Linked DNA regions of Homo sapiens: region 1 is linked to region 2. Evidence: chromatin contacts called from ENCODE Hi-C or POLR2A ChIA-PET data. All regions are on one chromosome and are shown on one strand. The core of a region is the stretch at or near the end of the contact, and the rest is flanking DNA. Distances in the headings are between cores, read along the strand shown. Region 1 holds the start of PAK4 (p21 (RAC1) activated kinase 4). Region 2 holds the start of FAM98C (family with sequence similarity 98 member C).

What was found. A loop is a pair of places that touch in the nucleus more often than their neighbours do. ChIA-PET counts read pairs that join two places held with the same protein, here RNA polymerase II (POLR2A). Pooled maps may share reads with other maps.
Region 1: a loop to region 2 is called in a pooled map, with 6 times the contacts of the local background. The contact joins the promoter of PAK4 here to the promoter of FAM98C in region 2. A Hi-C loop is called at or near these places in 1 of 168 maps with a recorded cell type or tissue (mammary epithelial cell) and 10 of 50 pooled maps. POLR2A ChIA-PET finds 5 or more read pairs at or near these places in 2 of 52 experiments (AG04450 and activated T-cell).

The regions. Positions count from the first base shown.
Region 1 is chr19:39,124,062-39,128,624 of GRCh38, forward strand. It overlaps PAK4 (p21 (RAC1) activated kinase 4), which reads left to right and starts at 1,725. Exons shown (of 10, transcript NM_005884.5): 1 at 1,725-1,858.
Region 2 is chr19:38,401,708-38,406,041 of GRCh38, forward strand. FAM98C (family with sequence similarity 98 member C) reads left to right here and starts at 1,386. Exons shown (of 8, transcript NM_174905.4): 1 at 1,386-1,511; 2 at 1,631-1,779; 3 at 1,853-1,987; 4 at 3,201-3,406; 5 at 3,637-3,714; 6 at 3,812-3,928. The coding sequence starts at 1,447. RefSeq lists silencers at 1,173-1,502, 1,693-1,892.

The sequences.
Region 1 (4,563 bases), core at 475-2,974, 720 kb after region 2:
ACAAAAAACAAAACAAACAAAAAAAAAAACGAATGAACAAATAAAAAGAAAAAAGATAGGTAAACATAAAGAAAAATTAACTCATCATTCAATCATTCATTCATTGTTGCCACCGACATTAGTAGAAATTAATTAAATGCCTACTATGTGGCTGTTCTGGGGCAGAGGAGAAGCACCAAACATTTAAGAGTATCTCTGAAGGGGTGGAATTACCACGCATTCAAACAGCCCTTCCACCAATGTTTACTGAGCATCTACATGCCAACAGTGCTGGGGCACTGGGAATGCAGCAGTGAACAAAGACAGAAATCCATGTTGTCATGGGGCTGACATTCCAGCAGAGGAGACAACCAACAAGCAATAACTACAATTAGGAGTGAGAAATAAGAACAAAGCAGACAGAGTTTGGTAGTATGTGAGAGGGATGTTTGCTGCTTTCCTTAGGGTGAGCGAGGGAATTAGTTCACAGAGAAAGTGACATCTGTGTAAAGCCCTGAAAAAAGGGAGGGAGAGATAAGGATACCTGGGGGAAGAGTATGTTCCAGGCAGAGGAACAACCAGTGCAAAGACTGTGAGGTGAGAGCGCACCTGACAAGAGTTCAGGAACAGCATGAAGGCTGGAGTCCAGTGAATAAGATCCAGGAGGAGAGATGTCTGGCCGGGCGCAGTGGCTCACGCCTGCAATCCCAGCACTTTGGGAGGCCGAGGCAGGAGTATAGTTTGAGCCCAGGAGTTCGAGACCAGCCTGGCCAACACAACAAAACTCTCTCTTTAAAAATAAAAGAAAAAGGCCAGCTTGGTGGCTCACACGTGTAATCCCAGCACTCTGGGAGGCCGAGGCGGATAGATCACCTGAGGTCAGGAGTTCGACCTGGCCAACATGGTGAAACGCTGTCTCTACTAAAAATACAAAAAATTAGCTGGGTGTGGTGGTGGACGCCTGTAATTCCAGCTACTCAGGAGGCTGAGGCAGGAGAATCTCTTGAACCCGGGAGGCGGAGGTTGCAGTGAGCTGAGATCGCGCCATTGCACTCCAGCCTGGGCAACAAGAGCGAAACTCTATCTCAAGACAAATAAATAAGTAAAAATAAAATTTAAAAAAATTTTTAAAGAAGATGTCTGCTGTTTGTTTTCAATATTTTGACCAATTACTTCGTAAAAACTTATTTAAAAATTGAAGAGCAAACAGTCTCAGGTTCCCGGGCTCAGACAGACCAGCGTTCAAAACTCATTACCTTCTTTCTATGATGCTAAGCCAGCTATTTCACCCTCTGAACCTCTGTTTCTTTATCTGTAAAATGGGTATTAATGATATTATACCACAGGGTTGTATATGCAGCGAGAAAATGCAAGTAAAACACTTATCCCGGTGCCTGCCTCCTAGTAAGTGCTTAAGAACTGTTTCTGCCCATTAACTCATTACTTTCTCCCAGCCCCTAACTCCTTCTGGGGGGGAAGTTAGAAAATCGGTATCACACGAAAACAGTCATTTCCCCTTTAAGGACCTCAGTGGGCCGGGAGCCAGCCTTCCCGCACCTTTTCCAAAATTTCCAATCCCCGCTTGGCATTTTCTGCCCGAAGGTCTCCGATTGGACGCTCTGTACCAATCGGAGGCTGGAGCGGGCCCTGAGAGGCGCCCGACTCCGCCCCCGCACTGGCCCTGCCCACTGCCCGGTCAGCCTCGTTGCTATGGGGACTGGTGGGCGGTGAGGGGGGAAAGCCCCGGATGTTCGTTGGGGATTCAACATGGCGGCGGGAGTGTCCGCGGTGGTGGCGGTGCAAGAGAGCTGAGGGAGGCGCGAGGGCGCGGAGTTCCAGGTCGAGCAGTTAGGCCGCGAGCGACTGCGGCGCCGAGCCGGTAGGATAAGGGGTCCGGCCAGGGGCTTGCGGTGGGCCGGGCGCTGGCGGCGGGACGGCGTTTCCGCGAGGAGGGGGGCGGGGCCGCCGGGGTCAAAGGTCACTGGTGGAGGGAAGGGTCGCGTCCGAGGGGTCGGGGGTTAACGCAGACTGGAGGGAGTTGTAGTGGAGGTCGGAGATCAAACCAGCGAAGGGGGCGTGGCGAAGGGGAGTGCAAAGTTTGAAATTCGAAGTGGGGGCGCGTTCGAGGGGTTCTGGGCGAGTCTCAAAAAAGGCAGGGTCAAAGTTAATAATTTGAGGGAAGGCTGCCCCCACGAGGGTCAGAGGTCACAGCCCCAGGGGCGCCAGGTTGGAGGTTTAAAGCTGCCCCTAGCGGAGCAGATGAATGAGTTTTAGGTTCGGGGGCGTCTTTTAGGGGTTCAAAGCTGGGGCGTGCCTAGAAGGTACAAAGGTGAGAATCTGACAGCGGGGCAGCTGTTTCCCAGAGTCAAAAATTAAAACCCAAGGAGGGCGTATTGCGGGGGACGGGGGGGGGGGGGGGGGCCGGGTCAGAGATGCTTCCTGGTGACAGGAGAAGGGGGAACCCTCCCACAAATAATAATGGCAAACACTCATGAAACACTATGGGCTAGACCCTCTTTTTAACGCTTTACTTGTATGAGCTTATTCAGTCCTCACTATAGTCTTAGGGGGTCTTAACCTGGTATTAAGAGGTTAAGTGATTTGCACAAGGTCACCCGATGCATAAGTTGTGCGCTGGGATTCTAACTCCGGAGTTCTGGCCCAGAGCCCTGCTCTGGCCGACCGCCTCTCAAATCATCATAATGTCGGTTAATGTTTAATGAGGGCTCACACTGTGCTCCACGCCCTGTGTGCCCGGTCGTATTTCACTCCTGCTGCAATCTTGTGAAGTGAGTGCTCAAGATGAACCTACTTTACAGACGGGAAAAATGAGGCTCAGAAGCTTCTGCTGAAGGCAGAGTTAGAATCGAAGCTGGGCCTGGGTGATTCCAGGGCTCCTGCCCCTGGTCGCCACATTGTCCGCTGCCAGCCATTAGGTCTCTCCTGGAAGCAGGGGGCTGGGCAGGGCTGGGCCACTCCCTGGGCGGATCGGATTGTCTGCTTGGTTTCCTTGGAAGGGTGTGATCTGGCAGGGAAGATTCCTGTGAGCCTATGGGAGTAGGGTGTTTGTAGGTGGTCTGGAGTCCGAGCAAGGGAGTCCGACGGGCTTCTGACTGGGGAGAGTGTCCCTGGGTGGTACCCTGGGCAGAGCGGGGTGTTCACTGTTCTTAAAACCCTAAGCTCTCACTGTGGTCCTTAGTCACTCCCACCTCACTTCTTATGGCTCTGCCCATTTCTCCCCAGCCCCTTTACTGTTCTCCAACTCCAGGCCCATGCCTCCCGCCCGGTCTTTGACCTTCCTGTTCCTTCTGCTGGGAATCCTTTCCCCACCCTGCCCTCTCTCACTGACGGGTCGCTCACTCTCAGCTGGCCCGGGACCACCCTGGCTCGCCTTGCTGCAGGCTCTTTTTCTCTCATCTGACCAGCCCTTACCTCCCTCCTTACCTTAATTATTAGGGTGCATGGTGGAATTGCTCTGTGGGGTTCCTTGCCTCGGTCCCCACTGAAGCCCTGCCTGGCCTGCAGAGGATGTGACATTGCTGGGGGTTGACTGTTGGGCACTGTGCCGGGTGCTGGGAGTGTGGCAGGGGACGAGATCCACAGAGCCCCTAGCCTCAGAGGGCACTCAGTTCCCTGGTGGGAGCAGAGTGGAACCAGCCCCCAAGCCAGTGACACAAGACTGCGTCTCTGCAAACGGTGATGTGGCTTGCGAGGGCATCTTCAGAGAGCCGGGAGAGTGCCCCTACCCTGGGCTGAAGCCTGAGTCCCTTTCCCCTGGGAAGGCTCTGAAGGATGGGGAGGAGGGCTGGGAATGGGCTTACCAGGCAGGAGGAGCAGTGTGTGCAGAGGCCCTGGCATGACTGGAGGTCAGGACTCGGGTGCACAGTTGGGGATCTGGGCAACACGTAGCCTGTGCAGGTTCAGGGCAAGACGCTGAGGGGACTCAGCTTTGGAGGGACGGTGGGAGCAGGGGAGGGCTGAGGAGTACCTGTATGTGTGGAGCTGCCTGAGGCCTTGATGGAGCGTGATTCAGAAAGCAGTGCTGGGCCAGAGATGCCTGGTACACACCCCTCTCCATCACTCACAGAGCATGTGAGGACCTCCGTTTCCACTTCTGCAAGATGGGCATAGTGTTAGCGCTGCCTCATAGAATTGCTGTGAGGATGCAGGCTAGAGAGCCTTGGCCCAAGGCCTGGCATACAGTAGTTGCTGTGTAAGCATTAGTCTTGCTGCTGCTGCTGCTGCCACCCCACCACTGCCTGGGGAGGGCCTCAGAGACAGTGGAGGCCCTCGCTCCACCTGCCTCCTGGCTTTCTCTGGCAGCCACCCCATCCCTACCTGGCTCTGGCAGGGTCAGGGAGCCGGCACACTGCCAGGCAGCCCTCTGAGGCTGGCCCAGCCTCCCAGCCTTGCAGTGCCAGCTCACTCAGCATCTCAGGGTTTGGCACAGATAAAGAAGGATAGGGTTTGGGCATTGGAGACCCATATTCAGGTCCCTCCCTTGTCACTTACCAGCCATGGGACAAATGATTTATTTGCCACTTTTATTCCTTCAACACGTTTGGCTAGGGGAAAAAGGGCTTT
Region 2 (4,334 bases), core at 136-2,635:
ATGGAGCTGGCGAGTAACAGAATCAAGCCCTAACCCTTTGCCTGATTCCTAGGGTGTAATCTCTTAACCACTATGGTGCATTGCACCTGCTCACTCCAAGGCCTAAGAGGGAGAGGAGTGAAGGCCTAACAGGCACATCGTGATCGATGAGGAGGGCCTGGTGTGTGAGGGGTGTGCTGGGATTCCTGGGTCCCTTATGTAATTCAAACCCTGAGGTGGAAAGGAGGGAGGAAGTTTTGGATTTTAGGCAGAGTTGGGTGAACACCACTCCGTCTGGGCTGCTTTAAGAGCAGAGGACAGGGCCAGGAACACTGGCTCAAGCCTGTAATCCCAAGCTTTGGAAGGCTGAGAGGGAAGGATTGCTTGAACACTGGAGTTAGAGGCAAACCTGGGCGACATAGCTAGACCCCTCTCTACAAAACTTTATTTCTTTTTTGACACGGAGTCTTGCTCTGTCCCCAGGCTGGAGTGCAGTGGCGCGATCTTGGCTCACTGCAGTCTGTGTCTCCCGGGCTCAAGCAATTCTCCTGCCTCAGCCTCCCAAATAGTGGTGACTACAGGCGTGTGCCACCACGCCCGGCTAATTTTTGTATTTTTATTAGAGATGAGGTTTCACCATGTGCCCAGGCTGGTCTCGAACTCCTGACCTCAAGTGATCCACCCACCTCAGCCTCCCAAAGTGCTGGGATTACATGCGTGAGCCACCGTGCCCGGCCTCTACAAAACTTTAAAAAAAAAAAAAAATTGGCCGGTTGCAGTGGCTCACGCCTGTAATTCCAGCACTTTGGGAGGCCGAGGCAGGCGGATCGCTTGAACCCAGCAGTTGGAAACCAGGCTGGGCAACATGAGGAAACCTTGTCTCTACAAAAAAATTAAAAACAAATCAGCCAGGCGCGGTGGTCTGCGCCTGTGGTCCCAGCTACTAGGTGTAAGCCACCAAGGCTGACTGATTTTTAAAAATTTAGCTGGGAGGCTGAGGCGGGAGGATCTCTTGAGCCCAGAAGGTCGAGACTGCAGTGAGCCGCGATGGCGCCACTGCAGTCCAGCCTGAACGATAGAGCGAAATCTGCCTCAAAAACAAACCAACAAAACACCAGCAGAAGACAACTGAGGGAGGAAAAGGAAAATGGCACCGAAGTTGTTTTTATGTCGCCGCAACAGTGACACCCGCCGCCAGCTTGTCTTGACAGCGGAGATCCCGAACGCACTGCAATTTACAGCTCCAGGGGGCGTTCCTACAACCCCGACAGGTTAGCCGAGGGGCGGGGCGGGCGGGCCCCGGGGCGGGTTCGGCGTCCTCCTGCGCCAATGGGAGCACCCAAGCCCCTGCGCGGGAAGATGCCGATTGGTCAGTGCCGCCGGACGCTGCGGGGAGCTCGTGCGCGCGGCGCTTTTGGGGCGGAGCCTGCCACCGGCCGCCAGGGGGCGCGCCGAGACCACACTTTCATGGAGGCGGTGAAGGCGGAAGCGTGGGAGGGGGCCGCGGTGGCCCAGGACCTGCTGGCTCTGGGGTAAAAGGGTGTGCGGTGAGGCTGGTGGGTGCAGGAAGGCCAGGTCTGCCCCCTGGACGCGGACGAAAAGGGATTCCCAGTGACATCCCCGCCCCCTCCCGCTGCCTCGGTCCCCACAGGTATGGAGGTGTCCCGGGGGCGGCGTCGCGGGGCGCCTCATGCCCAGACTTCAGGGGGCTGTGCGTGCGGCTGGCGGCGGAGCTGGCGACGCTGGGCGCCCTCGAGCAGCAGCGAGAGGCGGGCGCGGAGGTGCTGAGCGCCGGCGACGGTAAACACGGAGCGGGAGGGTGGCAGGGGGGCCGCCACGGGGCCACCGAGCCCTGACACCCCTGTCCTCGCAGGCCCTGGCGCGGAGGAGGACTTTCTGCGGCAGCTCGGCAGCCTGCTGCGGGAGCTGCACTGCCCGGATCGCGCGCTCTGCGGCGGGGATGGCGCGGCTGCGCTTCGGGAACCCGGTGCCGGACTGCGCCTGCTGCGTGAGTCCCGGGATGCAGAAGTGGCAAGGCCATGGCCTCCGGAGCGGCGGGCTCTGACTTTTTAGGGGAAATCGAGGTTCCCAAGGGGTGTGGTCAGAACTTTGGGGCGGCCCAGAGGGTACGAGGTGGGTGGGGTGAGCATGTTGGGGCAAGCAGAGCGCTCTAAAATGGGCGGGGGTAGAATTTCGTTTTATTTTTTATTTATTTTATTATTATTATTTTTGAGATGGAGTTTCACTCTTGTTACCCAAGCTGGAGTGCAGTGGCGTGATCTCGGCTCACTGCAACCTCCACCTCCCAGGTTCAAGTGATTCTCTTGCCTCAGCCTCCCGAGTAGCTGGGATTACAGGCGCGCGACACCACACTCGGCTATTTTTAGTAGAAACGGGGTTTCACCATGTTAGCCAGGCAGGTCTCGAACTCCTGACCCCAGGTGATCTGTCCACCTCGGCCTCCCAAAGTGTTGGGATTACAGGCGTGAGCCCACCACGCCCGGCCCGGGGTTAGAATTTTAATTGGAGGGCCTAGGAGCTCAAGTGGGTTGGATTAGGAGGAAGGCTTGAGGTTTCAAAGTGGGCAGGAGTGGAATTCGTAGGAGGGGACAGGGTCTCAAGGTGGGGCTTACTCTGGAAGGCTTTAGGTGGGGGGGACTAGAAGGTGGAGGATTTTGTTTTGTTTTGTTTTTAAGTGGAGGTGGGGTCTCCCTATGTTGCCCTGTCTGGTCTTCAACTCCTGGCTTCAAGCGATCCTCCCACCTCAGCCTCCCAAGGTGTTGGGATTACAGGCTACAGGCATGAGCCACTGTGCCTGGGCAAAGGTGGAGGTTTTAAAGCCGGTGGAGCCTCTTTTTTTTTTGAAATGGAGTCTCGCCCTGTTGCCAGGCTGGAGTACAGTGACATGATCTCAGCTCACTGCAACCTCCAACTTCCTGGTTCAAGCGATTTTCCTGCTTCAGCCTCCCGAGTAGCTGGGATTACAAGCACTCACCACTATGTCCTGCTAATTTTTGTATTTTTAGTAGAGACACAGTTTCACCATGTTGGCCAGGCTGGTCTCCATCTCCTGACCTCGTGATCCGCCCGCCTCTGCCTCCCAAAGTGCTGGGATTACAGGTGTGAGCCACCGCACCCGGCCATCAGTGGAGCTTTTTGACCAAGATGGATGAGTGGGTAGCAGCCTCCCTGAGTGCACAGCACCCATTTATTACTTTCAGGCTTTCTCTGCTCAGAGCTCCAAGCCACCCGCCTCCTGTGCCTCCGCTCTCTGCTGGATCCGAGTCCTAGGCCACCCCTTGGTGAAGGGGTAGTGGAGGGAGCCGGCATGGTCCAAGAACTGGACCTTACCCTCCAAGCCCTGGGGCTGCCCAGACCTGCACCAGGGACCCCCGCCAGCCAGCTGCTGCAGGAGTTGCATGCTAAGGTAGAGAGTCAGAGTCCCCTCCCGACCTGGGCTACCCCACTTTCCTTGTGGGGGTGGGGGTCCTCTCTCCACTTCTGGAAGGAGTATTCCAACCACTGGCCTGTTTTTTCTGGAGCTGTGACTGGCATTCTCACATCTGTGGCCTAGGTCCTCAGGGGTGTGGGGAGCTGAGTTTACAGAGGGGCCCATCCTCTCTGCCCCAGTTGGCCTCTGACTTCTTCTCCCATCAGATCTCAGAGCTGCAGCCTTCTCTGCCCCCAGGGTCCCTGCAGCCCCTCCTCAGCTGCTCGCTAGATGCACCCAGATGGGTAAGACTGTGTGCGACTGACTGAATGTGAACTGTGTCCTCATCAGAGGTGGCAGTGAGAGGGACCCCTAGCCTGACCTTGAGACCTTTTCTCCCAGGAAGCGTTGGAGTCTCTGTCCCAAAGCCTCAGAGATCAGTACCGCTGCCGCCGCTGCCTCCTCCTCAAGCGCCTTGACCTCACTACATCTGCTTTCCACTGGAGTGACCGGGCAGAGGTGTGGTGGGCAGGGGACCATGCAGAATTGGAGAGGCCCAGTTGTGGGGGCTGCAGTTGCAGGGAGGAGGAATGAGGGCCAGGAGTATCACCCTCTTGCAGGTTCTCAGGCCATGGACATTTTATAATTTTTTGAGGTTTGGGGCTCCTAGAATCTCAGGGTCCCAGGGTATTGTTGAATTCCCAGCTCTGAGCTGGCAGTATATTCAGAGGCATACCCCATCATTTTTTTTTTTTTTTTGAGACGGGGTCTCACTCTGTTGCCAGGCTGGAGTGTGGTGGTGCGATCTCAGCTCACTGCAACCTCCGACTCCCGGGTTCAAGTGATTCTCCTGCCTCAGCCTCCTGAGTAGCTGGGATTACGGGCACATGCCACCATGCCCAGCTAATTTTTGTATTTTTAGTAG